Linked DNA regions of Mus musculus: all the other regions are linked to region 2. Evidence: chromatin loops called from intact Hi-C (ENCODE). Cell type or tissue: left cerebral cortex. All regions are shown on one strand.

The links. A loop is a pair of places that touch in the nucleus more often than their neighbours do. Peaks named below come from ENCODE experiments on the same cell type or tissue, not always from the same donor. Only the 100,000 strongest peaks of a DNase experiment are listed, where the experiment ranks them.
Region 1: a loop joins it to region 2, with 2.1 times the contacts of the local background. A loop is called at or near these places in 4 of 42 quality-filtered maps.
Region 3: it touches region 2 in a loop (2.9-fold over the local background); 5 of 42 quality-filtered maps call a loop at or near these places.
Region 4: it touches region 2 in a loop (2.9-fold over the local background); 8 of 42 quality-filtered maps call a loop at or near these places.
Region 5: it touches region 2 in a loop (3-fold over the local background); 10 of 42 quality-filtered maps call a loop at or near these places.
Region 6: it touches region 2 in a loop (4-fold over the local background); 13 of 42 quality-filtered maps call a loop at or near these places.
Region 7: a loop joins it to region 2, with 2.8 times the contacts of the local background. A loop is called at or near these places in 6 of 42 quality-filtered maps.

Annotation. Positions count from the first base shown.
Region 1 is chr2:30,502,491-30,506,490 of GRCm38, forward strand. No RefSeq gene overlaps it. Among named protein-coding and RNA genes, the nearest start is that of Gm39781, 6.7 kb to the left of the region's middle. In left cerebral cortex, no CTCF peak of the experiment used is centred here; DNase peaks (open chromatin) are centred at 1,659 and 2,345; H3K27ac peaks cover 1,137 bases.
Region 2 is chr2:30,593,197-30,597,196 of GRCm38, forward strand. It overlaps Cstad (CSA-conditional, T cell activation-dependent protein), which reads left to right and starts at 1,848. Exons shown (of 2, transcript NM_030137.2): 1 at 1,848-1,878. The coding sequence starts at 1,874. In left cerebral cortex, a CTCF peak has its summit at 1,743; DNase peaks (open chromatin) are centred at 619, 1,754 and 2,056; H3K4me3 peaks cover 1,574 bases; H3K27ac peaks cover 3,173 bases.
Region 3 is chr2:30,688,978-30,692,977 of GRCm38, forward strand. LOC115489511 (a long non-coding RNA gene) reads left to right here. Exons shown (of 3, transcript XR_003954019.1): 3 at 38-66. Among named protein-coding and RNA genes, the nearest start is that of Gm14486, 13 kb to the left of the region's middle. In left cerebral cortex, no CTCF peak of the experiment used is centred here; DNase peaks (open chromatin) are centred at 1,588, 2,384 and 3,388; H3K4me3 peaks cover 174 bases; H3K27ac peaks cover 2,805 bases.
Region 4 is chr2:30,793,027-30,797,026 of GRCm38, forward strand. It overlaps 1700001O22Rik (RIKEN cDNA 1700001O22 gene), which reads right to left. Exons shown (of 7, transcript NM_198000.3): 5 at 3,375-3,540; 6 at 3,119-3,257; 7 at 2,537-2,779. The coding sequence ends at 2,669. Among named protein-coding and RNA genes, the nearest start is that of 1700001O22Rik, 6.7 kb to the right of the region's middle. In left cerebral cortex, CTCF peaks have their summits at 1,696 and 1,928 (motif pointing right); DNase peaks (open chromatin) are centred at 1,665, 1,938 and 3,627; H3K4me3 peaks cover 577 bases; H3K27ac peaks cover 1,657 bases.
Region 5 is chr2:30,654,632-30,658,631 of GRCm38, forward strand. It overlaps 9330198N18Rik (a long non-coding RNA gene), which reads left to right. Exons shown (of 3, transcript XR_003954017.1): 3 at 536-1,567. It overlaps Gm32316 (a long non-coding RNA gene), which reads right to left and starts at 1,302. Exons shown (of 4, transcript XR_866104.3): 1 at 1-1,302. Gm14486 (predicted gene 14486) reads right to left here. Exons shown (of 4, transcript NR_136917.1): 4 at 3,533-4,000. In left cerebral cortex, no CTCF peak of the experiment used is centred here; DNase peaks (open chromatin) are centred at 97, 1,895, 3,238, 3,392 and 1 more place; H3K4me3 peaks cover 503 bases; H3K27ac peaks cover 3,855 bases.
Region 6 is chr2:30,709,893-30,713,892 of GRCm38, forward strand. Gm14488 (a long non-coding RNA gene) reads right to left here. Exons shown (of 4, transcript XR_866106.3): 4 at 3,255-3,522. Among named protein-coding and RNA genes, the nearest start is that of Gm14488, 9.3 kb to the right of the region's middle. In left cerebral cortex, no CTCF peak of the experiment used is centred here; DNase peaks (open chromatin) are centred at 1,835, 2,249 and 3,781; H3K4me3 peaks cover 1,189 bases; H3K27ac peaks cover 3,456 bases.
Region 7 is chr2:30,804,439-30,808,438 of GRCm38, forward strand. Ntmt1 (N-terminal Xaa-Pro-Lys N-methyltransferase 1) reads left to right here and starts at 3,530. Exons shown (of 4, transcript NM_170592.3): 1 at 3,530-3,645. In left cerebral cortex, no CTCF peak of the experiment used is centred here; DNase peaks (open chromatin) are centred at 1,606 and 3,343; H3K4me3 peaks cover 1,371 bases; H3K27ac peaks cover 941 bases.

The DNA.
Region 1 (4,000 bases), 91 kb before region 2:
ACACATTTGGAGGCCCAGGGTTAATGATGGGACTCTTCAGTGATGGCTTATGCACTTTGTTCATTGAGGGAGGGTCTCTCAGTGAAACTCAGAGATCCAGGTATCTGGTCTCCTCCACCTTTGCACACTGGAATTACAGGCAGGCTGCGAGGCCCACCCAGCATATACATGGGTTTTGGGAATCCAAACTTTGATCTTGCATGGTGAGCACTTTAAGCACCAAGTAATTCCCCTAGGGCTGAGGAGTTCTTAATAACAGGATACAAATGGGATTCAGAATTCCAGACCCTACACTCACTGCTGTGTGGCCTTGAGCAAGTGTACTCACCTCTCTGAGCTTCAGTATCACAAAAAAGTCTGCTCAGAGGATGTTCCAAAAGTCAATCTAGATATACAGGGGGTCCCGTGGGGGAGACATACAGAGGTGCATGTTGGCACCTGCACCGGGGTAACCCAGGATGGGGACAGTCGTGCTGTGTTCACTCTTCCTGTTAGGTGTCCTACTGCTTTTCTCTGACACAGGGTGGTATTCTGCTGAGGGAGGGCTCCCTGGTCTACACCCCTGATGCACCACTTGGGGGAGAGGGATACTGGGGTGTGTGTGTGTGTATGTGTGTGTTTGTGTGTGGTTACATCACAGTGTCTGGGGGGCACAGGGGTGTGTGAGAGGGGAGCAATGACCTGTAGTGACACTAGAACAAGAAGGAACAAGTGCACTGGCACCCTACTCCCAGCCTAAATGCCTCCCAAGGCTTTGTTGGTCCTCTTAGGAGTGGTACATGTGAAGGGATTCAGGTCCAGAAATACAGCTTGGATGGGGGTGGAGCAGAACATGCATGCACTCGCGCGCGTGGCACACACACACACACACACACACACACACACACACACACACACGGTTGCTACTTTTGCCCCCCCCCCCATGCAAGGTGGTTCCAGCATTGAGCATGCGCGACCCGCAGCCCCACCCACCCACCCACTCAGATTCCAGCTTCACAGAGCTGCAGCTAGAGGCTCTTAGGTGGAAGAGGCAGGACTTGAACCTAGGTCATCCCAGCTCCACCAGATGCTGGCAATGTGTCTGTTGCCAAGGAACAGGGTGGATGCTGTGGGACCATTTGTGAGGGTAGCACGTGGATAACCGAGTTGTCAACCACTCACAGCTTCAGAGGGGACAAAAGTGACAGGATCTGAGTCTGGTGAGGGGGGAGGAGCAGCCATGAGGGCGGTCCACCTAGGATGCCTGGCACCTGGAGGCCAGGCCCAACCTGCAGAAGGATAGGTGGGTGCAGCCGGGTCCCGGGGACCCGGCATCAGTCAGTCCCTTCTCCTGGTGCTCAGGGGTGGCTGTAGTGCTGGTGAGCTCAGCCGGAAGGTGGCTGATGGGGATCTGCCCACGCAGGTTTGGATTGCAGCCCTGCCATTCACAAGCTGTGGCAAGGCAGGGTCGTCTGCCCCCTCGATCTGGCCTCGGTTTCCCCTCCACTAAGAAGCTCGGCCCGCGCCTTCCTGCCTCGCCTTTCCTCTCTGCACAGCTATTTAAAGTGGCCGTGGTTTGCCTCGTTCTTTAAAAAAAAAAAAAAAAAAAGAAAGAAAGAAAAAAACTTCATTCCCGTACTCAGCTGAGTTCCACAAGGCCAGCTGTCACCACTAAAAATGTCTGTCGTGAGACAGCCACCAGTGAGGAGGTGGGAGGAGGCAGGAGGCCCGGATGGGAATGCACAGCTCTGCGGCTGGAATTTAAACACACACACACACACACACACACACACACACACACACACAAATACATACATTCAGACACACTCAAAGACACAGTAATACATGCACAAAGACACACACATACATACATACATACATACATACATACATACACTACATGCACACACACATCCCCAGGACTGAGTAGGAAGAACAAGGAGATGGAAGGCCCCGCCTTCTTCCATTATCGGTGGCCTGCTGGGCCCTGTGCTGACAGGTGGGCAGAACCCTCAGCCCCTGAAGAATAGGGAGTGACATAGCTCGGTTCTGCTTCCAACTTCACACTCCCCTTTTTCTGGGGAAACCGGAGGAAGGGATTAGCCTGATCTCAGATCAAGGTTGCTTTTCCAGCCAGGGGCAGACACAGAGCCTCTCCAGGGAGGGAGGGATCAATATGGAGAACCAACTTGAAAAGGAGGCCTCATCATCTACACCTACAGAGAGGAAAACTGAGGCTGGCAATGGGGTCCTGGCTGAAACCGAGGGGGTGCTGACCCTGATACCACGTGCTCATTGGCTGGTGTGAGCAGGTGACTCCAGCCTTCCCTTCCTTTTGTAGGAAATGGCCAGGCACAGAACCACCTAAGGAGGATGTGAGGGTGGCCTAGCCACAGGCATAGGAAGCAGAGTGCAGGGTAACTGGGAGAAGGTGCTGTCAGGTTCAGGCTCAGGGCTAATCTGGGTGGTGGGAGCAGGGTCTGGAGAAATGGGGGATGGGGACAGGGGAATCTCGAGCACATACACACACACACACACACACACAGAGGAAGATCACATACATACACACAGAAGGATCACACACACACAGGGAATCACACACGGGGGGATCTCACACAGGGGATCTCACACACACACACACACACACACACACACACACACACACACACACAGAGGACTAGATGACTCTCCCCTGTCCCCACCCCAGGCAAGCTGTTGATGAGTGGGGCCCATGGGGGCTGGGGAACTCTATGACCCTGAACTGTTGGGAACTCTTCAAAAATGGCGGGGTGGGGGGCGCAGGCAGGAACACACACATGGCCAGTCTTCTGGGATGGAAAAGGAAAACACATGATCAGGGTCAGGGTCTCAAGGAGGAATTCTGTCTCTAGAATCATGTGCTGTTAGCTGTGGAGACTCATGCTTGTAATCCCAGCATTTTGAGGCAGAGGCAGGAGGATTGCTGCAAGTGTGAAGCCAACCTGGTCTCTATAGTGAGCTCCAGGCCAGACAGGACTACAGAGTGAGACCCTTCCTAAAAACAAAACAAAACAACAACAACATACAAATGACTTCTCTTCCCCTGGACCCATTTCTTTGCATTCACAGAGGCCACGGAAGGTCACCTACACTTTGGCAATAATATCCCTTATTGATAACTTTGCTCTCTGAGCTTCACAGTTGTCTACAGTTAAATTTGGTATGAAAATGTTAGGTGGAATGTTCAGGAAACAATCTGTGAGTTTGAACTTGGAAGGGATTTGACCGATTCTCAAGCTATCCTCTGCCTAGTCCCCAGGACTTGAGTCATCTGGGTGTCCAGTGTATCTGAGCTGTGTGTATGGTGCCTATCTGCTGGTCACTGGGTTTCTCGGTGAGTAGGTCCTCCGACACGGTCCTAGTGCCGTGTTCAGGAATCCCTTATTTCACTTGAGATGCCCCACAGTACCAGGGCAGTGCTGCTGGTCACCTAAACATGCCGGTGACGACTGCAAAGGTAAGTCCCGTCATACACATGGGTGCCTGTCTTAGACACCATGATCAAGACAACTCTCATAAGGACAACATTTAATTGGGACAGGCTTACAGGTTCAGAGGTTCAGTCCATTATCATCAAGGTAGGAGGGAACATTGCAGCATCCTGGCACGTATGGTGTAGGCAGAGCTGAGAGTTCTACCTCTTCATCTGAAGGCTGCTAGTGGAAGACTGACTTCTAGGCAGCTAGGGTGAGGGTGTTAAGCCCACACCCACAGTGACACACCCACTCCAACAGGGCCACACCTACTTCAACAAGGCCACACCTCCTAATAGTGCCATTCCCTGGGCCAAGCATATACAAACCACCACAGTGCCTAAAGCAGAAAGCATGCAGGCTGGAGACATGGCTCAGTCCATAAGCCTTGCCTCACAAACACGAGGACATGTGATCTACCCTCAGCATCAGGGAAAAGCTGGGCACTGGAGGGCTGGGGAGACACCTCTTGCAGAGGACCCAGGTTCAGTTCTCAGAACTCACATGGG
Region 2 (4,000 bases):
TTTGGTGCTGTGGATCGACCCCAGGACAAGCACTCTATCCACCAAGCTGCACCCCAGCCCCTCCCCACTTTCAATAGCTAAGTGCACTTCCATCTGCCTGAAACCAGCCCCCCAACCCAGCCCATGGTTATCTTCCTAGTAGCAACCATAACGGCAGCAAGTCTATTTGCTGTGTGTGCAGGCCCCCCCGCAAAGCCACCCACACCTTACACTTCACTGACCCCTCCCACTGGCCCCAGGAAGAGATGCCCTCATGACCCCATTTTATGGATGGGCATGTTGAGACTCTCTTCTGAACCAAGTCCAGGGCCAGGAGTAAAGGGCAGGCTTCCCACCCAGCAGCATAGAGAAGAGAGCCGCTAGGGACGGCAGAAAGGCTGACTCTCCCAAGAGCTCAACTGCATTCTCTCCTCAGCTCCCCACTTGTGGGCCCTTGACCTCTGCAGCACCCCAGCCTGCAGCTCATCCTTTTCATCGGCAGCTGGGGTGCTGCATGCTCGGCTCAATCCAGGTCCTATCGGGATCCCTGCTTCTCTGGTTGTGTGCTCACTTTGCAAAACAGCAGAATTTATAGCGCAAGTAATTGATCCGGGTGTTCCTGCCTCCCGCCATCTCGCTGGGTCTCCTAATTCCCTTCTCCTCGCTTTTCCTCAGCCTTCTCAGCACACCATCTGTGGTGTCAGAGAATAGGAAGCCAAAAAGGGAGGGGAGGGTTCTAGTCCCAGATCTGCCAAATAAGAGTCAGATGAACCTCAGTTTCCCCATCTACCAAACAGAGGACCTGGTGATACTCTTAGGGCGCTAGGCCCGGGGTGCTGGAGCCAGGAGTGACCATTTACTACCCTCAAGTCACTCCCAGAGGTGCAGGCATGCCTGAGACCCACTTCATGGATGGGAACATTGTGGCTTTGAGAGCTTGTGGTTGTTTAGGGACCCAGAGCTGAGAAACATGACCTGGGCTTAAATCCAGGCCTCTGTGGCCAGTGTCCTAAACTGGATTCTACCTCCAGAGAGAAGTCATGATGGGATCCTGGCCCTGTCCTGGCTGGCCGGCTTCTCTTTATCTACGGCCAAGCATGAGTTCGGGGCAGAGTGTTGAGGCACAAGGGGAAATTCTATAAACCGTAGAGTCTATCAGACCTCTCCAAAATCTACTGTATGACCAGGGGCCTCCTGGAAGACCCATACAGCCTTTTAGAACGATCCATAAAAGGACTCCAGGGGTGCATATCGCTGGCCTTTCCCATGGCAGGTGACTTAGAAGGGTCCAGTGTGCCTAGCATGGCCTACCCATGCAAAACTGAGCTGGGGCAGCTTCTAGGCCCCTTTCTGTTCATTTTGTGAGGTGATTGCTTTTCTGGGGTCACTGGCTTGTGTAAGCCCCTCCACTCTCAGTGAAGCTCTGCCCCGCTATTTGTTTGTCTTTGCCCCTCTCCTGGCCTCCGGGCGCCACCGACAGGATTTGTCTCCATTCCATGCCGCAACCTCTCCAGGCCAAAGCCATCTTCTCTCCCGTGGCTGTGCATCCGAGGACGCCTCGGCCCTGTGCAGCAGCGGGGCTTCGTCCTGGCCGGCCCTTAGCTGGGGACAGAGGCCGTTTTGTCCTTGCTTTGGAGAAGGGATGGAGGCTTCATCCTCAGTGGCTGCCTGCTCGCGCCTGGCTGGAGGAGAGATGAGAGCAGGCTGCAGGGCTGCAGGCAGCGGCTTTCAGAACAAACAGAATTTTTTTTTGCAACTAGAGGGGGAAGCACAGAGCTAAAAATAAAACGAAAAGATCAGTATCTGTCAGTCTGACAGCTGATTGGCTGCTCGGAGATGCATATAATTACCAGCAACTGGCGCTGGGTAGGCAAAGCCCGGAGAAACTGCTGAGATGAGGTTAGGATTTAACCTTTAAATTCTGGAGCCACCGGAAAGCTAGGGGAGACAACCGGCGTCGGTGCTAATGAGGCTGGGGGCGGGGGCCGGGGGCACCGAGTCGGGGTCAGGTCCCCGGGCTCCCCCGAAGGCCCGGGGAACCCTCAGCCCGCGCCTCCGCCATCAGACTGGGAGTGCCTCTGATTGGGCGGCTCGGGGGCGGTGGGCCTTCTCTCCGCCCAGCTGGGGGTGGTGTCTTCCGGGAAGTTGAGGGGTCGCACCTGGGAGGGAGGGGGAACTATCCGGTGCTCTAGGGGTTCCAGGCCTCTCCTCGACTGACCCTGTCCTCACCCACATTCCTCCATCTCTCTGCCTAGTACTAATAGGATTTGGCTTTGGTTTTGCTGCCCACCCCTTCAGCTCCTCCATCCCAACTCCTACCCCTGGTCCCTAGTCCCTTCCTTCCAGATCTGGACAGGCCTCACGCAGGCTGGTCCTAGGTTTCTCTAGAGATAGACCAAAGCTGCAGGACTAGAGGGGTGCTGCTGTCCTCCCTGAACCTCAGTTTCTTCATATGTAAAATGGGGGTGGTGATGGTAGAACCTGTTCTATGTCTTCACAGGTGACAGGGATTTTGCAAGCAGTGGTTCCCCTTGATTATCCAACCCAAGGTCTCCCCATGAGTGAGCTCATGTAAGGGTCTGCCCTGACCCACAGTGAGCTCCTGGGTGCCTCCAGCAGTTTCTGCTACCCTCTGTCTCCCCTGCCCCTCCTCTGAGCATCTTCTCTGGAAAGTATCTCCTGCCCCAGCCCTCCTGCTGCAGCCTCTGGGTTCCTGACTCACAATCAGACTGTATGCCCAAGGAGGACAGGAACCACAAAAGCCCATAGCCCTTACAAGGAAATATCAAATTCCTTGCTCTGTGGTTTAAGAAGCCAGACAGAGGCAGGGATCTCGGGCAGCTATAGGCCTGAAACACGCAGATGTCTCATCTGATAGGCAGCCAGCCATCCTCAGCCCTGTGGGGCTGGGGCTTCTTATACAACACCCAGGAGATGCCACCCTTGGGCTGGGAAGATGCAAAGTGCCTGGGGGGCGGGGCGGGGGGAGGAAGGAGTAGCTCACACTGGAACTGGCTCCTGACTGTGATCACCCCACAAAGATCTCTGCAGTCCCTACAACACCCCTAGCAAGTGTTGTTGTTATTGGCAATCTATGATGGGGAAACTGAGGCAAGGAACTGAGCAAGGCTTGAGAGTGCTCAGACCGGAGCCACCCAGGCCTCCTCTCCCAGGCCGTGGGATGAAGATGGAAGGGAGTCTGAGAGATAGAGAAGGTGCTGGAATAGCTAACCTGAGACCTTCCAAGCCCAGTGAGCCAGGGGGGTCTTGGTTGAACAGCTTCTCCGTGACTTCCAGTGTCATAAGCTCTGACAGTCCTGTAACTACCTCCCACCCCACAGTTCTGTTTCTTTCTTATCCTAATGAAGACCCCAACAGGGTGACAGGTGGCAGCTTCCTGTGGGGCATCTGTGGCACCCAGTGCCAGCCTCTGCTTTGGCTTGGAAGGTCATCCTGAGCCGATGTCACCAGCCCCAGAGCCCATTCTCACCCCTGGGTTATTGACCACCACTTCTTGTCAGTCCTCTGCCCCAGCCCCAGCCCTGCTGGCCAACAAAGAGTCAAGAAGGGTAGCTCACTTTCCAGGAGGCAGCCATAGACTTGTCCGTCTGAAGAACCCAGCTTCGGAGAGCTGTGTGACATAGCTGCTTGAGACCACCCTTCCCTTGTCCATTTGACTGGTTTCTTCCCCACTCCCCTTCCGGAGCCTTCTCACCCCAACTATTTCCTTGCTTACCTGGAAATTGGGTGGAAGCTGACCTTTGCATGTGCGTGTGCATGTGCGGTGTGCGTGTGCGTGTGTGTGTGTGTGTATACACATATGTGTTCAAGGGCACATGTGCACATGCCTTTACACAGAGGTATCTGCCCCAGTCATCCTCCACCTTGTCTTTTCAGGCAAGGGCTCTCACTGAGGCTCACTGACTAGCTCAGAGACTAAAGTCACTGACAGGCGTTGCTGCTCCTGGCTCTCATGTGGGTGCCTGGGATTCAAACTCAGGACTTCATGATTACACAGCAA
Region 3 (4,000 bases), 96 kb after region 2:
AATAGCATGTGGACACATGTAGTCTCCCCTCCCCCAGCCTGAAACCTGCTTGCTCAGGGGTGGAGCTTCCCGATCAATCGTTCTGCCACGCCCACTGCTGGAACCTGCTGCTTTGCTGCTTGGAGCCATACTCGTGGTCACCCTGCTACTGGACTCTGAGATTATTTGGTGGGAATCGGGCCCCTTCCCCTGCTTCATAACTGCGTGCAGAACAGTAAATTTGAGCTTTGATCAGAATGCCTGTCTTAGCTGCATCTCTTTCTCTCGTTGCCTAGCCCTTCTTCTCTTCCAGGTTTCCAAAATGCCTTTCCAGGCTAGAACCCAGGCTGTGATCTGCTGGCCGGACACAACAGACACACACATTATACATACACACACATACTACACACACACACACACACACACACACACACACACACACATACTATACATACACATACTACACATACACACTATACACACATACTACACACACACACACACATACTACACATACACACTATACACACATACTACACATACACACTATACACACATACTATACACACTACACACCACATATATCCCACACATACCTCCACACACAAACTATACACACACCACACACACTACAATACACCCTTCACACACACCACATACATTCCACACTACGCACACACTACACACCACACACATATACACTATACTCACACATATCACACACACACACACACAACTACCTACCACATATATCCCACACATGCCCCCACACACAAACTAGACACACACCACACATATATACACACTACACACATGCCCACACACCACACACATATTACATACCACATACATCCCATGCATATCCCACACACACAAACTACACACCACACATACACTACACACACCTACACTACACATACACACACCCTACAACCACATCCTTCCCACACATACCCCCACTCACAAACTAGATACACAGTACACATACACCCCTTACACGTACATATACCACATACATTCCACACATACACAAACTGTACACACACACCACACATGTACACACTACACCACACACACACACACACACACACACAGAGTTCTGACCCTCAGGAACCCCTGACTGAGGCCGAGGAGATGGCTCAGTTGGTAAGGGCCCTGTTGTTAATAAGTAGACTGACTTGAGTTTGGAACCCTAGAGTCACATTTTAAAAAGCTGTGTGTGGCCACACACAGTCCCCAACTGTGGCAGGGAGGGAGGCAGGTCCATCCCTGGGCTCTGTCGGTCAGTCTGGCCAACTGGTGAGCACTGGGTTCAGTGAAAGATCTGGTCTCAAAACTAAGGTGGAGGACAAGAGAAGGTGTCCCCTCCCTCCACACTCTTGTGCATGCACGTGTGCGTGTGTGTGTGTGTGTGTGCGTGCGCGTGTGTGTGTGTCCTCACGCGCACACACACAGCCCCTGTGTGTCCTCATCACCATGACCTGGCAACACCACGCCCTCCAAGCCCCACCCTGCTGCATCCTGTCCTGTGATTAGCTTCCTCTTTCCTGTGCCCACAAGGCCCTGCTGTACAGTTCCTGGAAACATTTCCTGGGAATTGTGCTCACAGCACAATCCAGCAGAGAACACCCACGTGTGGGAATAGCCTGGTTCATTCAGGCTGGAGCTAGGAGGCTGTCTCTAAAGTCAAAAGTGGATTAAGGGACTGGAGAAGGACTCATCCCCACCGGGCTGATCATCCCTACCGGGCTCAGGGCTTGCCTAGCACGCATGAAGCCCTGAGCTGGGTCTCCAGACTTGGATAAACTGGTTGGGTGGCACAGGCCTCAGTCCTATCACTCTGGGAAGTAGAAGAAGGAGAGAGAAGTTCAAAGGCGTCCTTAGCTAGCCGCCATCGAGAGGGAGGCTAGCCTGGGAATCCCCTTCTCAACAGGGGAGGGGAGGGAGGGAGATGATTTAGGGGGCAAGTGCTTGCCATGCAGGGCCAAGGCATGAGGATTTTGAACCCCCAGAGCCCACACAGTAGTAGCGCATCTATAATCTCAGTATTCTTTAGAGAGATGGGAAGTGGCGAGGAGCCCAGGAGGTTCAAGGACTGACCAGCCTGGGCATTCGCTGCAGGGAGCAAGACCCCGTCTCAAAACACGTGGAAGGTGAGCTGGCTAGTGTGTTGTGTTTCGTTTTGTTTTTAGAGACAGGGTTTCTCTGTGTAGCCCTGGCTGTCCTGGAATTCACTCTATAGACCAGGCTGGCCTCGAAATCAGAAATCCGCCTGCCTCTGCCTCCTGAGTACTGGGATTAAAGGCGTGTGCCACCACAGCCCTGGCTAGTTTTATGTCAACTTGACACTCTGGCAGCAAGCCAGAAGAGAATTTCCTTATTTGGTGATTGATGTGGGCGGGCTGGGCACATGTGTGGGTGGAGCCAACCCTGGGCTGGTGGTCCTGGGTTTCCTAAGAGAGCAAGCCACGCCCAGCAAGCCAGTAAGCAGCACTCCTTCAAGGCTTCTGCTTCAGCTCCTGCCCTGGGTGCCTGCCCTGTTTGAGTTTCTGTCCTGACTTCCTTCCAGGACAAACTAAGGACGTGGAAGCAGAAGTCACGGACGTGGAACCCTTTCCCCCTCAACTTGGTTTTCATCCGTAGTGTTTCATCAGTCCCAGCCGGAAGGCAAGGACCAACCCCTGAGGTTGTTCTGACTGCTGCACACATACAAGGGGAGTACACAAGACCATGAGCACTGGACCCCCAAGAAAACCAAAGTGGGTTCCAGGCCCATCCTGGCCTTCTGGGGACTGCAGTGCAGACCCTGGTGCCATCCGGTTAGACCTCAGAAGTTGAGGCCAGAACTTTGGAAGATGTTGCAGTTGCTTGAAGGCAGGAGAGGGACTGGAGGCCCTTATGAGGCAGAGCAAGAGGTGAAACACAGTTGTCTGGTGGTGCTGTAGCTCAGGGTGCAAGGCCCTGGGTCTACCCCTAGACATAAAGGAAACAATCAAGAAAAACTCCACCCCATCAGGCAGGCTCTGGGGGTGCCTGCCTTCTCCTAGTCTTTGATCCTGACCTATTTTGAGCACCCCAGAAGTTCTACTCAGATGGTGGGTCTCCTGCTGCTTGCTGGAGACCTCTTCCCTCAGGAAGCTGCCACAAGGGTGATTGAGCTGTCAGTACAAATGACAGGCTATTAGGTCTGGAGCCATTTTGATCTGAGGTTGGCCAGGGTGTTCCTGTGTTCCTGTACATAGTGGGGACTGGGGGATTCTGGGGTTGAGGGCTTTCTCTTGTTCCTCAACTGTCTCCGACTCTGGTTAGAAAGGCACCTCCGCCATCTGTCATCCCTCCCCCACTCCCTTCTCCGAGGCCCGGCTGTGACTGGGGGCTGGCGTGTCTGGTAAACAGGCGGCTGGCAGGTCCCCAGGGCCTGTGGGTGACAGGCCTGGTGCTGGCACCAACCCCAGGGCAGCATGCCGAGGAGGAGTGGAGATGAGTTCTGGGGACCAGGGAAGATTTCCTGCCATGTCTGAGAGAGTCGTGGCTGTGTCCTGTCCCTGGCTCTCCAGACCTCCGTGGCCGCTATGACTGTCCACCCCTTCTCCAACGCTTCAGCCCCAGCCTTCACATCTTCCCTCCAGCTGCCTTCAGAGAATTCAAGTCAATATCTGGTGTGAAAGGCTGTCGGGTTCTCTCTACCTGGGTGAGGCTAGGCAGCCAGCTCTGTGCCCTGGGGAGCCACACTCCACCACCAGAGAAACTGAGGCCAGAGGGCAGGTGGAAGTGGGGTGCTGAGAGCTCTTAGGACTCCACCCCCAACCCTTCGGTCAGCTCCCTGCAGTGAGGGGCCGGGTGCCTTCGCCTCGGTTGTCTTATCTGGGGAATGGGAGGGAGGTCAGGTCTGTAGGAAAGGGGTCCTGCCAGTCTTTCTCAGCTCCCTCACCTCCCCTGGGGGAGGATGAGGAGGGGCAGGAATCTGTCCAGGTCGGTTCCCGGCTCCCCCTCCTCCAACACGGCGCTGCCAGTTCCCTCC
Region 4 (4,000 bases), 200 kb after region 2:
GGAGACACCCCCCATCTGTCACCCCAATAAGCCTAGTTCCCCTTCTCCACTCGACTTGGCCCAAGGGACATAGTCTGTGATGGTGATCAGGGAGATGAGAGAGATGGGAAGGCCTCACAAGGGGAGAGGAACAGACTGACCCCAAAGCACACAACTCACAGATAAGATACCCGCTATGCTACTGGGAACAGACCCAGAGCTAGGATTTTCCCCTAGCTCCCCTGTGCCTGAGGCAGTCACTTTAATCCTAACCCTGAGGTGGGCAAGGCAGGCAGGTCTCTGAGTTCCAGGTCTACAAAACAAGTCACAGATCAGCCAAAGCTCCCTATGAGACCCTGCTCAACCATCCAGACAAAAACGTTCAGTGTGGACTCTGGGAAGGAGAATGGGACCACTCTGAGAGACAAAAAAACCCAGGACCGAGGTCACCGGAAAGGGGTCTTTCCCCAGCCTCAGCATTCCCAGAGCCTTCTTGGTCACCTAAGTTCAGGCGTCACATGAACGTCGATGTTGTGGCTGCAGGCAGATACCACCTTGGGAGTTCTCTGGGGGTTTTTTTTGTTTTTTTTTTTTTGTTTTTGTTTTTTGGTTTTTTGAGACAGGGTTTCTCTGTATAGCCCTGGCTGTCCTGGAGCTCACTTTGTAGACCAGGCTGGCCTGGAACTCAGAAATCCGCCTGCCTCTGCCTCCCGAATGCTGGGATTAAAGGCGTGCACCACAAGTTCTCTGGGACCCGGTACTCCAGAGGTCCATGCTTCAATGTGCAACACATGTTCTGAAGTGTGTTATCTCTGTGTGTGTAATGGGCTCTGTGTGTGTGTGCACGCTCGTCTCCTCCATGTGGGATGATGTCTGTTTGCCATCTGTATGGTCATATGTGTCAATGTGCTGTCTGTTTATGTGGTATGTTTGTGGGTAGCTCTTTGTATCTGTGTTTTTCCATGTGTATGTGTCACATGTGTGTCTCTCCGTGTCCATGCATATCTGTGGTGTGTCTCCATAAATATGGACTATGTGGTATGTGTTGTCTTCTGTGTATGTGTGTGTGTAGTATGTGCCTCTCCATGTGTGGGGTCTGTACATGGTGTATATATATATATATATATATATATATATATATATATAGTATGTTTACTATGTGTTATGTACCTGGGCAGTATCTGTTGTGAACATCTGTAGTATGGTTTTCTATGTGTGTGGGGTCTCTATTAGTGTGGTATGGTGTGTCTGTGTGTTCTCCCTGTGTGTGGGATCTCCAGGTGGTGGCTGTGTATGTGCTATCCTGTGTGTGGGGTCTCTGTGGTGTATGTGTGTGTGCACGCGCGCATTTGAGCACGTGCAAGTATGTCTCCTCGTGTCCTGTTTCTGTGCCTGAGGTGTTCTATGTGTGGGATCTCTATGGTGTATGTGGTATGCAGTGTGTGTTCTACTTCAACGTCCAAGTTTTTCTCCTTGCGTGGTCTGCTCTGTGTGTTCCCAGACTCTCCGTGAAGGCCAGGTCTCAGGGTTGCAGGTTGGAGACTGGATTCCCACAGTGGGACGCGCCAAACCCATCACAGTGAGCACTGCCTAGGGGAAAGTTTCTGACAACGATACCGGCCGAGAGCTGAAGTTTCGCGGCGCAAAGCCAGGCCAACACTGCCCCCGCGCGGTGCGGTGCGGCGCTGCAGGCGGCCGGGGAAACAGGCAGACCCGGCACGCACGGCGCGCAGCACTCCAGAGAAACAGGGATTCCACGTCTTGGGTCACAGCCTGAAAGCTCAGAAAGGGACCGAGCCCCGTTCCAGCCCAGCGCTGATGACGTTGATGCATCGCGTCGCATGCCGGGTCAGCCCTTCATCATCCCCAGCCCATCTGGTCCCTAAAATGACCGGCCCAGTCCAACCCAAACCCCCAGCTTTAGCATTCCGTCCTCCCCGTTACACTCCACTCCGCACCGAGTCCGAGACGTTTCTTCAAGGGCCAGCAGGTGGCGATAAAGACCTGGCCAGAGCGCAAGAACAAAGTGAAACTCCAAAGAAGGAGGGGTTCCCCCAGGGGTTCGGACATGGAGTAATGGGGGACACCCAGGTGTAAGGCAGTATCTATGTTAATACAGTAGATAAATTCTAGGAGGCCTGCCACGGTGACTCAGGCCACTTCCCCATGTGGATTTGAACACCGGAGCAGGTAAGAGAACTAAGGATTACCCATACACAGGAATCTTTTTCCTGGGCTGGGGTCTGGATACCCATATCATGTACTAAAAGGTGGACAGAGAAAAACTCTGGCGCTAAAGACAAGAAGTTGTTTATCCACTCTCCTAGGCTGAGGTTATGGCTGAGGCTCTGCTTCAGGCACGGGTTGATTTAGGTTGAGGTTGTGTCGTGAGTGGTCCACCCCTTGCACAAGCATTCCCTGGGACAAGCTGAGCCCCTGGGGTGCCCTGACTCCCCACCCCCAATATCCAGCTGTCATCAGCTTCATCCCAGCTGTGAGCCCACCCCAATCTCCCTTACCCAGGAACCCCAAGTGGTCCCCAATCAGGCACCTAGAGTGGCTTTTACTGGGAGACCTAGTGATCCATCCCAGCCACCTGGGAGGTGTGTTTATTTGTGGGGTGAAGAAGCACTCTCTTCATTGCCTGGCATGGGTACACTCCTGAGCTGGGGGGAGCTCTGGCAGGCATTCACCTGTGAGCCTGCTGCCGGTTTGTGGTGGACGGCAGGAGCAGCTGGTAGCCCTTAGGGCGGCCTTGCTTCAGGACAGACTGCAGCACCAAACTGGGCAGAAAGGATTCCTAGAGGGAGAAAGATGCCTGGCATGGCACTGCTGAGGGGACCCCAGGGAGGAGACAGGGAGCAGGGGCAGGCGGGGGTGGGGGGGCAGGTGGCTCCACATTACAGCTGTCCTAGGCTGAAGCACAGCCCACCCACTCACTAGCCTGGCTCAAGGGCCTCCTCCCCCTTGGCTCCACGCTGAGGAGGCCAGGCCACACAAATCCAAGCCATAAACCCCATGGTGACTCAACAGAGAGGGTCCCCTACAGAGTCACTGAGGGCTGGTGCTTCTGCTGGCGGGCTGCCCGCCCTGGGCTGCTCACCAGCTTCTGGTTCCAGGGATGGGGCCATTTGCCCACCTGATCCACATTGTTAGGGGTGTCCAGGAAGGTTCTGAGGCCTCCCCGTGGCCTTGGGATGGTGGCCCTGGAGATGAAGGGTAGGTGGCTGCTCACGGAGGAGTCCTCAGAAAGGTAGAGCTGAGGTTCCTGAGCTGACCTGATGGGGAGAGGGGGGCCTATAGCTTTTTGGCCCTGAGTTCCAGACCCACGTACAGTTTGTAGCTGGAGGACCTAGACCACAACCCTTCTGCTTCCTCTACCCACAGAGCCTCACACGCGGGGGCAGGTCCAGAATGAGGAGCCGGCCACAGTGTCTTGGACCCTGGGATAAAGGGCTCTGGGCAGACTGTCCAACCATCTCCCAACACTCCCGAGCACCCGTTCTGACACAGATACAGCTGGCAAAGCCGTCTGCTCACTCGGAAAGATATTCTGCCGGACTAGAAGAGAGAGAGAAAGAGAGAGAGCAGAGTGAGTTCCCTGTCCCCGCCCCCAGGGAGGGGCATACTAACACGCCCCCACCCTCTCTCCTTCCTCTGGCTGGCAAGGCTAGACAGAGCCCTGTCTCCATGGCAACCACAGGCTCCCCAGTGCCTGACGGTTGCCTCCAGAGAAGTCCTGGGTTTTAAAACTACCTCCCTGTGACTGTTTCTGCTATACCACAAAGCTGATCCCTGTCGTGGTCCTACTTCTGCTCCAACCGCCAATGGGTCCCTTTTCTCTAAAGTAGGAGGGCCAGGTAGCCCACCTTGGAAATTCCAGAGGATGCCAAGAATCCGCGGGGGTTGGAGGGAGGGGCTGGATTCCCAGAGGCTACCTCTGATGGGAGAAGCCAAAGGAGGCTTGAACCTGATGCTATGGGGGGGGGTGCCACAGTGCTCGGCCTGTCCTGGGATTTTT
Region 5 (4,000 bases), 61 kb after region 2:
AGGAGGGAAGTACGGTCAATCAAATGGTCCATTTTCCCTTTGCACTTCTGGAGGACCAGGCTGGCAGATCACCAGGCTCTACCCTCAGGGTAGCTGCTGGCAGCTGGGAGGAGCCAAGGACAGGCACTGCAGTGTGTAAAAACAGCAAGGGATCACACGTGACCATGACCAACCAGAGGAGGCAGGTAGGAGGGAGGGATGGGAAGGTGGCCGTGTTACCACCCTCCTCCCTCTCCTCTGCCCTGACTCCCTGCCACCTGGCCTGACCAGCGCCAACTTCTGCCCTCTGCAGCCTGGACAAGAGTCCATACAAGCAGGTTTCAACCCGAGGCCAGGAGAGCAGAGGCTGCCAGGAGCCTTACAGCTGGCAAGTGAGCTCTGAGGAGAAGGCATGGCCCCACCCTTACCCTTCAGTACAGTCTCGCTGACCTCCAGAGAGCTGTGGGCATCGACCACTGCACCCCACATAGCATTTGTAGGAACTTGGGGTCCACAGCCAAGACAATCTGCAAATCCCTGTGGCTCTCATCCTCAGGGCCTCAAGGATCCAATATCGCTGAACTGGCAAGAATGGTGGCCCTGTGGAGGACCCAGTCCTGACGCTGGCACTTCAGGAGCCTTATTTGGAAGTAAGTCTTTCCAGAGTTAAAATGAGTCACTCTGGTAGGTCCCAACCAAGACCACTGTCCTCATACATATGGGAGTATTGGACACAGGGGTGGACCTTCCCAAAGGGAGGAGGTGGTGAAGACACAAGCAACAGGCAGCCCTGTCCATGTAGATGGAGGACATCATCGAGAGCTAGAGCAAGGAGCAAGGCCTGGGACCATCCTGCTGGGGCCTCCACTTGGTCATGGTTTCTAGAATTAGCTCTAGAAAACTAAAATAACCACGCAAGCATTACCATCACCGTCGCAAACACCTTCATTAATATCACCACCACAACACCCACCGCCACCAGGACACCAGCATTCACACCACCATCACTCACCACCATCATCACCATCATAGCTGTCACCCCACCATCACTGCCCACCACTATCATCATCATCACAACCATCATGATCACCACCACCACCATCACCATGCGGCCATCAGCCCATCCCCACACCCCACCACCATCTCCGGATTGGTGTTAGGCTTTGTGGATTTAACAGCACACATGTCCTCGCAGCTCTGGAGGCTGGACATGGGCAATGGGTGTCAGGAGAGCTGTGCTCCCTCTTCAGGCTTTGGAGAGGGGCTTTCTTTGCTGCCTCTGGTATGTGAGGGCTTCGGGTGCTCAGTGGCTTGTGGCTCTGTGTCACTTCCCTCTCTGCCTGAGTCTGAATTTGCTCTTGTTCCCCCATGTATTTATTTTTTGTGTGCACACATCACAGCGCTTGTGGACGTGTGCAGAAGTCAGATGGCAGTCTGTGGGAGTCATCTCTCCCTTTCTGCCATGTGTGTCCCAGGTGAAACATGGCTTGCCAGTCTTGGTGGCCAGCTACCTCACCTACTGAGTCATCTCACTGGCCCATCTCCTTTCATCTGACATTGATTTTATTTTATGTGTGAGTGTTTTCCTTGTATGCATGTGTGTGTGTGTGTGTGTGTGTGTGGTGCCCAGAGAGCTCAGAAGAGGGTATCAGATACCCTGAGACTGGACTTAACAGCAGGTTGTGAATCTCCAAGGCGGGGCTGGGACTCACATCCTGGTGCTGTGCATGAACAGCCAGTGCTCTAAACTGCTGAGCCATCTCCAGCCAGCATCCCGTTTCTTACAAAGACATTTGCGATGGCATTTAGGCCCCACCTGGCTAATTCAGGATGCTCCAGAACCTTAAATAGGTCTGCAAAGACTCTTTTTACCAAATGAGGCCATGTTTGAAGCCTTCTGAGATTAACACAGACATCCCTTTGGGGGCACATGCAGCTCATGACAGCAAGGCTGAGGGACACGCAGCGCAGAAACTTTTCCTGTACCCTGTTCCTCAGACCACCTTCCGCAGGAGCCATCTTCCTTCAACACACAGCGTTCTTGACAGGGAAAACTGTTCAGTGGAGGGAGGGTCCATTTAGAAGCTTCAGTGTCCCTGGCTCCTCTGCTCACCCAACCTCAGCCTCTGAACTTCTGGTGGGAAAGAATGTATCCCAGAAGAAACAATTGTCATGAGGAGAGTCAAGCTCTGGGGTCTCTCTTGAGGTGTCCCTCTGAGTAAAGCAGTCTGTCCCTTGGGGGTCTTAAGCTTGCTCATGTGTCAAACTGCCCACAGGTGTGGCTAGCACCTTCCCTGCTAGTACCTGCTGCTGCATGCAGCCTGTTCCCCGGGGAGGGGGGTGAGTTTATGGGGTGCACACTGATTTCCAGGCATGAGGAACTGCACACACACTCTTCCCCCAGCCTGCCCTACTCTAGACTATCATCAGCAAGGGCACTAAGTCTTTCTGGGAGCCTTTTCTTCAAGGCTGATTCCCAGCAGCCCTGAAGATCACTCTGTGATGGTCCAGGCGACTTAGGAACCACCCGTGCGTTGTGTGTGGAGAGTCTGAGGTGTTCGTGGGGCTGAAGGAGCCCTTGTTAATTACCAAGAAATGACCAGGAGGCCCGGGCCCAAAGCTCTGACCTTGAAAGGGCAATGGAATCGAACTAAAACCCTGTAGCAGACCTAGGACGACCCTGACTTCTGTTTCTGAGCCAAGGCTGAGGGCTGGATGTGGTCTGAAGGCAGAGGGCTCTCTTTGCTGGAGGCCTTAGGCTCCTCCCGGCACACAGGAAAAAACAACCTGGGCCATTCTGGGCCATTCATTCGAGCTGTTTGTACGTGCAAATATTTATTATTATTATTATTATTAAACGTCCACTTCCTGTGCCCGAGGCCATCTCCTCCATCCCTCTTTCCAGCCTCTCTGTCCAGGACCAGAGTCATAACTGTTTGCATTTGGGCTAATAACGACCTGGGAGTTTGGAGGTGGATATGGGCAGGACTGTAAACTTTAATTAGCCTGGTGAGATTAACATCGTAGCAGGGGACTGGAGTGGGGGCCTCCTTCCGAGCTCTCTGATCCCAGTAGACACCCCCCTCCCGTGAAGGGCACCCCATACAGGATGTGCAGAGGACCGCACAGCAAGGCTTACACGTGCTGAGTTAATCTTTATTCGCCTCGAAGCCGAGTCAGGCTTCAAAGAGCCCTGGGTCGAATTGCTGTCCCTCTGGCTCCACAGTACTCGCTGGCTTCCTCCTTGCAGAAACCTCAAGCAGAAAACTCAGGGACTGGGCTGTGTGACCTTGAGCCGGTTACTCACCCTCTCAGGGAGGGGAGGCTAAGTGGGAAGGTTCAGGACAAATGCTGCGGAATCTAGGAAGCTAAACCCTACTGGGTGGCCGAATTCTTACTGCCTGGCTGCCTAGCCTGGGGGGTCACACGTTCAGGAAGGGCTGAGGATTTTCTGGTCTCCATCTGGCTTAGTATTGAGAGCATTCAGCGGCTCGGGGGCTGTTTCCACCAGCGTCCCCAGGAAATTGGCCTTCCCGAGAATGAAGTCATCTGCTTCTCTTTTATTTATTTATTTTTGTCGCCTTTTTCTCCTTCAAGCATGAGCCCCTGGGCCTGTGCGGCCCCTCTCCACGGCTGTCGCGGGAGAAGGGGCTCTGAGAATAGGTGGGACCCCGGGGTGCCACGCGCCGTCCTGGGACTGGCCGAAGGTGAGCTCCCGGGCGGCCAGGGCGAACAATAACAGTAAATAACGCTGCCTCGTCAGCGTCATAAAAACGGAAACGCTTCCACTGTGTTTTAATAAGCGTCGCCCATCAATCTGCCTCCCTGCCGGCCGCGGGCACCGGGGAGGGTGCGGGAGGGGGACGAGGGGGCGCGAGCGGCCGGGGTCACGCGCACCAGCCGAGCCGAGAGGCGGCCGAGCTGAGTAACTCCGTTGCCATGGCGACGTGGCCGCAAGGAACAGGAAGCAGCAGAAATAGCAGCCGCCGCGGCGCGGCCCCTCCCCCCGCGAGCCCGTTGC
Region 6 (4,000 bases), 120 kb after region 2:
GCTTCCCAGGGGCAAGTCTTGTTACTTCCTTGGTCACCAAGAAGAGCAGGGGCTTGAATTGAGGGTTCTTGGGACATGAGCAGAATGTTGCTTTCACAAAATTTCACAGGGCTGTGTGGCTGAGCTGAGTTAACTTCTCAGGGACCCTGTTCTGTCTGCCCATGCCCCTCATTTACCTAAGGGAATTAAAGCATCGCAGTAGGAAGAGACTGACTGAGTCCCAGTACTCTCCTGAACTATGTCAGAGGAGACAGTTAAGCATGGAAAGATAGATTGATGGATGGAAGGATGGATGGATGGGTGGGTGGATGGATGGATGGAAGGAAGGAAGGATAGGATAGATGGATGGATGAAAGGCTAGGATGGGTGGGTGGATGGATGGATGGATGGATAGAAGAATGGATGGATGGATGGATGGATGGATGGATGGATGGATGGATGGATAGAAGAATGGATGGATGGATGGATGGATGGATGGATGGATGGATGGATAGAAGAATGGATGGATGGATGGATGGATGGATGGATGGATGGATGGATAGATAGAAGAATGGATGGATGGATAGATGGATGGAAGAGTGGATGGATGGATGGATGGATGGATGGAAGGAAGGATAGGATAGATGGATGGATGAAAGGCTAGGATGGGTGGGTGGGTGGATGGATGGATGGATAGAAGAATGGATGGATGGATGGATGGATGGATGGATGGATGGATGGCTGGAAGAGTGGATGGATGGATGGATGGATAGGATGGGTGATAGGTGGATAGATGGTATGTGGGCGGATAGATGGATTAATGGAAGGGAAGGCAGGTGACTGAAGAGCTGACCCCTGGCCTGACCTAGGCACTTTGTGCTGCCTGCTGAATAGTTGGCTTCAGGCAGTCAGGCTTAGAAGCTGGGGAAATAAGAAAGGGAGCAGTGGCACCTAGACAAGGCTTTGGCCTGCAAGCCTTCCTCAGGAGGGAAACAGCCACTGAGGTGCTTGCCACTCAAGGAGCTTACACCCAGACTGCAAGATGAGGCCATTTTGTGACAACATGGTGGCACCGTGGGGGTACTGTTAAAGATAGGGGCCAGAGTTCAGACATTTCCTGGACTGACTGCCTCAGTTTCTCCATCGGCAAATGAGACCACAGCAGACACTGCACAGATCCGGTAGGACAGCTCATGGTAAGGACCTGTCCAGGATGTTGAGCTGGCCAACTGTGGTCTCTGACCACACTGTGTCACAGACCTATCTGCCAGGTGACTGTGGACAAGGCTCAGTCTCCCGGAAGGGCACAGTTGCGCATGCACACAGTTGCACATGCGCACACTCACGCTCTCCTGACCTGGGCAGCTTTGGCTCTTCTGCAAGATCATGCAGATGTCAGGAAGGCCCAGAAACACATACTCAGACTGTGCACATGGACATACTACCACGGTGCACACTGATGTACACAGAAACATGCCAACAGCACACATATCAGTGTACATGGACACATGCCCACAGCACACAAATCCATGTATAAGGACACACACATATGAACACAGATACCAAGTCCACAGCACACACATGCGTGCACATAGTTATGCTCTCACTGTATAATCAGCAATGCACGCAGACATGTCTCCCTATAGAAATTCTCCATTGCACTTGGCCCCTGGGTATGGACAACTGCCCCAGCACCCTACCTCCTATGTATAGACACAATGCCCCAGCACTCTGACCTCTACACAGGGTCACAGTCCAGGTGCTGGTGCACACAGACACATCTGCACACCACACACGGGCCACACAGAGCCAGGCACACTCGCCTGCAGCACACAGGCACACCCACACTCTGCAGCTCCCCGCACGGCAGCTCACACTCCTGCGCACACTCACACCCTTGCTCCGCTGAGCGCCAACTGTTGGCGCGCGGTGGGGGCGGGGGAGGGTGGCGGGGGATGAAGCCCACGACTCAGCGAGGAAGAGGGGCGCGGGGGTGCGCGGGCGGGCGAGGAGATGACAGCCCGCGGTCCCCCTCGAGTCCCGGCTCATGAATATTAATGCGGCGGTAATTAAAATGCAGGGACGCAGCAGGATGGATGCGGTGCCTCCGGAGCGCTCTGCGGCGCGGGCGGGTGGAGCGGCTCCACGGCCGAGGCCGGGCCGGGGACACCTGCGTCCCGGTCCCCTCCACCCCCGCGCCCTAGGGCGGGCTGCGAGCCAGGCCGCCTTCCCGGAGCCGCCTTCCTGCGCGGCCGCTGATGTCAGAGGCTCAAAACTTTCCGCTTCCCGCCCGGCGGCCTCGGGCCCTGAGTCATCGCCGCCCCCGGAGCCCTGGCCCGAGACGTGTTTGTGCAGAACCAGGCTCCGCTGGCCGCGCCTGACGTCAGGGCCGGGGCCGCCAGGCCGCACAGCTGGGACGATGCCACCCCCGAGGGGGGGCGGCTAGAGGAGAGCGCGCACCTGCGGTTCTAGGTTCAGATGCGACGCTGGCTGCCTGACCTTGGGCAGGGCCTTTTTGTCCCTGGGGGACTCTGACTCCCGGATTTGCTTCATAGCAGATGCTCCACAAGTCTGCACAGCCTTGTGAGGTGCCTTGTCTCCTGCCTCTGACCCCACCCAGTACTCCCGAGGCAGGAGAATTGCTGGGAGTTCAAGAGACAGAGAGAAAGAGGGAGAAGGAAAGAGACAGAGAAAGAAGCAGAGAGAAAAAGGGTGTGTGTGCGTGTGTAAATTTAGTTGAGGTGGGAGCATTTTTAATTCCAGCTCTCTGGGGGCAAGAGGATAGTTGTGTGTTCAAGGCCTGCCAGGGCTGCACAGTGAGTCTCTGTCTCAAAACAAAAACAAACAAAACAGTCAAAATCTAGAGAATAAGTGCCTTAGCCTCAACTGATACATCTACAGCACGACTCCTACAATCTAACACTCAGGGGAAACTGAGGAAGAGCAGAGAGATTGTAAGGGCCAGAGAGCAGGGCCTCTACTGGGGGATTGTGTTTTCTATGAATGAATGACAAGGAAGCTGAACCCATGAAATCTCAACAGTATGCTCACCTAAACAAGACCTTCATGATGACGCCATCATCTGACAGACCAGCACACTAGGAGGCGGGGTCTCACGAGGTCCCACCCCGACAAGGGAGCCACAGACAACCAGTGGCTGCTGAGAAAGGGGAGATTCTCCAAGGGTGAGCCTGCAGATAGCTTATCCAACCCCAGGAGGTCAGAAGTCAGCCGGTTGTGTGGGTTTCAATAATAACTAAAGAAGAGGCCATTAATTTCAGAGTAAAAAAGAAAAAAATTGTAGACTTATGAGCTGATTGTGCAAGCTGGGTAAACAGAGGCTGGAAGGAGAAAGGGACCTGGAACCTGGCCAGCTGTTAAGGGATGACTGCAGTTGGGAGCACTACCGATGACAGGTCTGGGTTCAAGTCATGGCCTCTGCTCCTGCCAGAGGTTCCAACCTAGAAGACTTGCTCGGGAAGACCACGCAGAGAGTGTTCCAGAACCTCCAGTTGGCAGGTTCTCGGGCTGTTTGGCTTTGTCCTGTTGGGACCCAACATACAGAGGGAAAACTAGATTAAAACTAGGCTGTCCTTCTCAGAGGCGGGTGGGGTGGGGTGGGGGTGGGGGGCAGCTGCTGTTCCTCACCTCTGCCTAACATCCTTCCCTGAAGCAGCAAAGCCCCTCACCTGGGCAGTGGCTGGGGCTCCCTGCCCACACTGTGGAAGCTAGTGGACCTTGTAGGCAGCTGCCCCTGACCTCCCCTCCTCTCCGTCTCCCCTCCTCTGCTCCTCCCCTCCCTGCCTCAGCCTTGCTGGAGCTCTTTCAAGTCCTCCGTGCTCCTTTGCCTGGACTCCTCCAGCCTCCAGGCCTTTGCACATGTGCGGGTGTGGTTTTCACTTCTGGAACACTCCTAACCTCACCCTGCTTTTCCAGTTAACTCTTCCAACTCCATCTCTCCTTAGCTCTTCCCTTCATGTGTATCACAGTTAGCATCACCCCACAAACACATAATTCACAC
Region 7 (4,000 bases), 210 kb after region 2:
CTCCTAAATACCGAGACTGTAACAACGTCCAGCTACCGCTGGCTTTATGTGGGACTGGGGTATCAAACACAGGACATCATACATGCCAGGCGATCACGCTGCCAACTGAGCTACATCACCGTTGTATCATTATTTAAGATGACTCTGTGGGTATCTGTGTGTAAGCATGTGCATGCTCAGTGCAGGAAGCCAGAAGTGGACACTGGATCTGTTGGGGTCCAGGAGTCACCCCACAAACCACACAAACACTGATCTCAGTCAGGTAGGGATAGTTAATTGAGTATTCATCACAGGACTGATGGATCGATCGGGGCCTCAAACCAGACTCAGGAGCTGACTGTGACCCCAAGCCAGAATCCTACAGAGCTTTTAAGCATGAAATCCATGAATGTTTGTGCCAAGTTATTTCATCAGTCAGGATTTAGGAATAGGGAACTTCCTTAGGAGCACGTCTTTGCTGTACATTTATCCTGTCCTCATTTGTCGGGGTGTTTAACTGTGCTGGTGACTTACCTTGCCTGACATTCATGTCTTAACTTGCCAACCAGGATATCATTTACCCATGTACAGGACTCTTTCTGCCAAGTAAGATGTCAGTTCCCAGGGAGGTCTCAGGAACTTTACTCACCCCTACTCAAAATGGAAGTCTTATTCCAAGTAGCTTCTTATATTGGTGCAGGCGTCTCTCTTATGTCGGGGTCCATCCCAGGGGCAGCTTATAAAAGCAAAACCCATAAACGTTTATACATAGATGCAGGAAGTGCTGCTGGGTGGTTGATTTAGGTCCAAGCTTATTGTGGCTAGCTGTACAAAGCTGTTCAAACTGACTGGTTTTTAATAGTACCAAAGCTCAGGACATACCAGAATATGCAATCAACTTGGGAATGAGAAAGATTCCTAGAAACAACACATGAGAAGTTTTCTTTATAGCAGTAATAACAGCATAAAATATCTGGCTAGACGGGCAGCAGTTACCCAGGCCTTAGCAGGATCCGCTGGAGCTGGAGTTACAGGGGTTGTAAAGACACCCAACATGTGCGCTAGGGACTGAGCTCAGATCTTCTGGAAGAGCAGTTTGTACTCTTAAGGGCTGAGCCAGCTTTTGTGAACAGTTTCCTCAAGCCTCCTCCTCCTCTTCCTTCTCCTTCTTATTATTAATAATTTTGGCTTTTTTGAGACCATGTCTCACTGTGTAGCTTTGGCTGTCCTGGAACTCATTCTATAGATTAGGCAGGGCTTGAGCTCACAGAGATCCTCCTGCCCCTGCCCCCTGAGTGCTGGGATTAAAGGTGTGAGTCACCACACCAGACCAAACTTGCATTTTAAAGGAAATTTTACTTTTTACTTATCTCTGTGTGCATAAGCATGTGTGCATGCATACATACGTGCAGGTGTCTTTTGAGTCCAGAAGGGGTCAGATTGCCTGGGAACAGAATTCTAGTTCTCTGTAAAAGCAGGAAGCACTCTTCCTTCTTTCCTTCCTTCCTTTCTTAAGATAATTTATTTTTGTTTTTATGTTCATGTGCTTTGGCATTTTGCCTGCACATATGTCTGTGTGAGGGTGTGAGATCTTTGAGTTACAGACAGTTGTGAGCTGCCATGTGGTTGCTGGGATTTGAATATAGGTTCTTTGGAAGAGCAGCCAGTGCCCTCAACCACTGAGCCATCTCTAAAGCCCCAACAAGCACTCTTAACTGCTGAGTCACAAGTCATCTTTTCAGCTCCTTGGCTTTTGTTTTTGAGACTAGGTCTCTGGTAGTGTAGGCTGGTGTTAAGTTCATTGTGCGGCAAAAGATAACCTTTAATTCCTTGTCTTCCGGCCTCCACTTCCCAGGTGCTGGGATTACAAGTATTCACCACTTTGGGGTGGTGAATAGCTCTTTGAACTATTGAAACCAGGTAATACCTAGAATAACCCAGAGTAGCTATCAACTATTAGGTGCACAGATTTGGGGTGGGGACTCAATTGGGGGTAGGATTTTTCCGCCTCCTAAGCCTCTATTGCTTTCAGTATTAATGTGTAAATACACATTAGGTGTGGTAGTGCATTCTTTCAATCCCAGCATTTCAAAGGCAGGAGGATCACTGTGAGTTTCAGGCCATCCTGGGTTACCTAGCAAGGCACTGATCCAGAAAAGGAAAAAAAAAAAAAAAAGAATAAGTAAAAGCAAAACACAACTTTAAGCACCTACTGTAATGCAGAGCCCAGGAGGCATGACAAGTATGTCTAACAGCCGGTGTGTCAGCCAACAGAGGTGAGCTTAAGGCAAAAATACTTATTATGATAACCTTCATTGCCTGCAAGCCCCACTAGACTCTAGCCTAAACTCGCAAATCCCACAAATTTAACCCTCAGAGTATTGTAGCTGAATCATTACATCCACCAGTTAGAAGAGGCAACTTAGAACTCCGAGGCGGTTAGAGGGGGTTTGCATGCAGCAAGCTCATCTTTCCTTCAAGACCCGGTGCAGATTGTCTGAGTGGATAGGGAAGGGCGGTCCTCAGGAGGGCAAACTTCTAGATTTCTGCTTTATTTGGCCTGGCAATCCTTACCTCTGTCAAAGCCTTTCTTTCCTGTTCTCTTTCCTGGGTTGATATATTATTTTAATATACTAGTGGGCATGGGTGGATTTGAGCAACAATGGCTTTTAATCCTCCTCCCCCCCCCCCCCCGACAGGGTTTCTCTGTATAGCCCTGGCTGTCCTGGAACTCACTTTGTAGACCAGGTTGGCCTCGAAATCCGCCTGCCTCTGCCTCCCGAGTGCTGAGATTAAAGGCGTGCGCCAACAACGCCCGGCTTAATTCTCCTTTTAGGGTGGAAAACTCTCATGATGTTGGTTTTTAAGAATCCAGCCTTGTGGCGCATGGAGGCGCGTGCCTGTAACCCCAGCAACCACGTCGATGATGCAGAAGGATCCTGAAGTTTACGGCCAGAACTCAGTTGGACTCTTGTCTTAAAAGAGCTACACCCTCAAGTGTGTGAGATATCAGCTGTGGATCCTTCATCATGAAGTCCCTGCGCGTAGGCAAAAAACTGGGTTAGGATCCCGAAGGAAAAGGCGATCTGGCCGAAGAATAGGGCGATCAAACCTTGGAGTGCGGCGATCTGGCCAGGGGGCGGGGTGAACTGGCCTCGGGGACAAGCGAGGTAGCGATGGGGAGGGGCGAATTGGCCGTGGGGCGGAACTAGCTGGTCTTGTGTTTGGGCGAGCTGGGCGTGGGGAGGGGCGAGTTAGTCGCGCGGAGAGAAGTTCTGGGCGTGTCGAGTGAGCAGGCCGTGGAGCGGGGTTGGCTGTGGGGGCGTGGAGAGGTGTGAGCAGGCCCTGGAGAGGGCGGAGTTGGCTGTGGGGGAGGGACGATCTGGACGTGAGCTGCCTGTGGGACGCGGCGATCTGGCCCTGGGGAGGGGCTATCTGTCTGTGGAGAGGGATGAGCTAGTCTTGGGGCGGAGTGAACTGGCCTCGGGGCGGAGCGATCTTGAGTCCAGCCCCCTCCAGGCTCGGGGAAGTGACGTGTGCGGACAAAGGCAGAGGCCGCGAGGTGTCTGGTCCGGTAGAGTGGTGGCGGCTGCTGTGGGCTACGGTCTTTGCCAGCCTCCTTCTCAACCCGTCCTTTTCTCTCGGGTCCCTGGAGCCCCGACCCAGGTAAGTATCGCGAGGGACGCGGCCAGGGAGGAGGGAGGTGCTCACCCCAACTGCCTGAAGCGGTGAGGCCCCGTCGTCAAGTGACCTGGGCCTGGCCCTGGCCCACGTGCACGTCCCATGGAGGTTCACCGATCAGACCTGGGCAGGGACTCTGGTGACCACGGATTGGGTTGGAGGAAGCCACGTTGGTGGAGGCTGGCAAGACGTATCTTCACTCGCGCCCGTACATCACTTTCCAGTCCTCAGTTTCCCCTCTGAGATAAGGAAAGCAGCCACTGCAAGGTTGGTGTGTGGAATCGGCGCCGTGCTTGGCTCAAGTCCTCGCAGTTAAGTGCTTGGTTGCACGGGTTGCCAT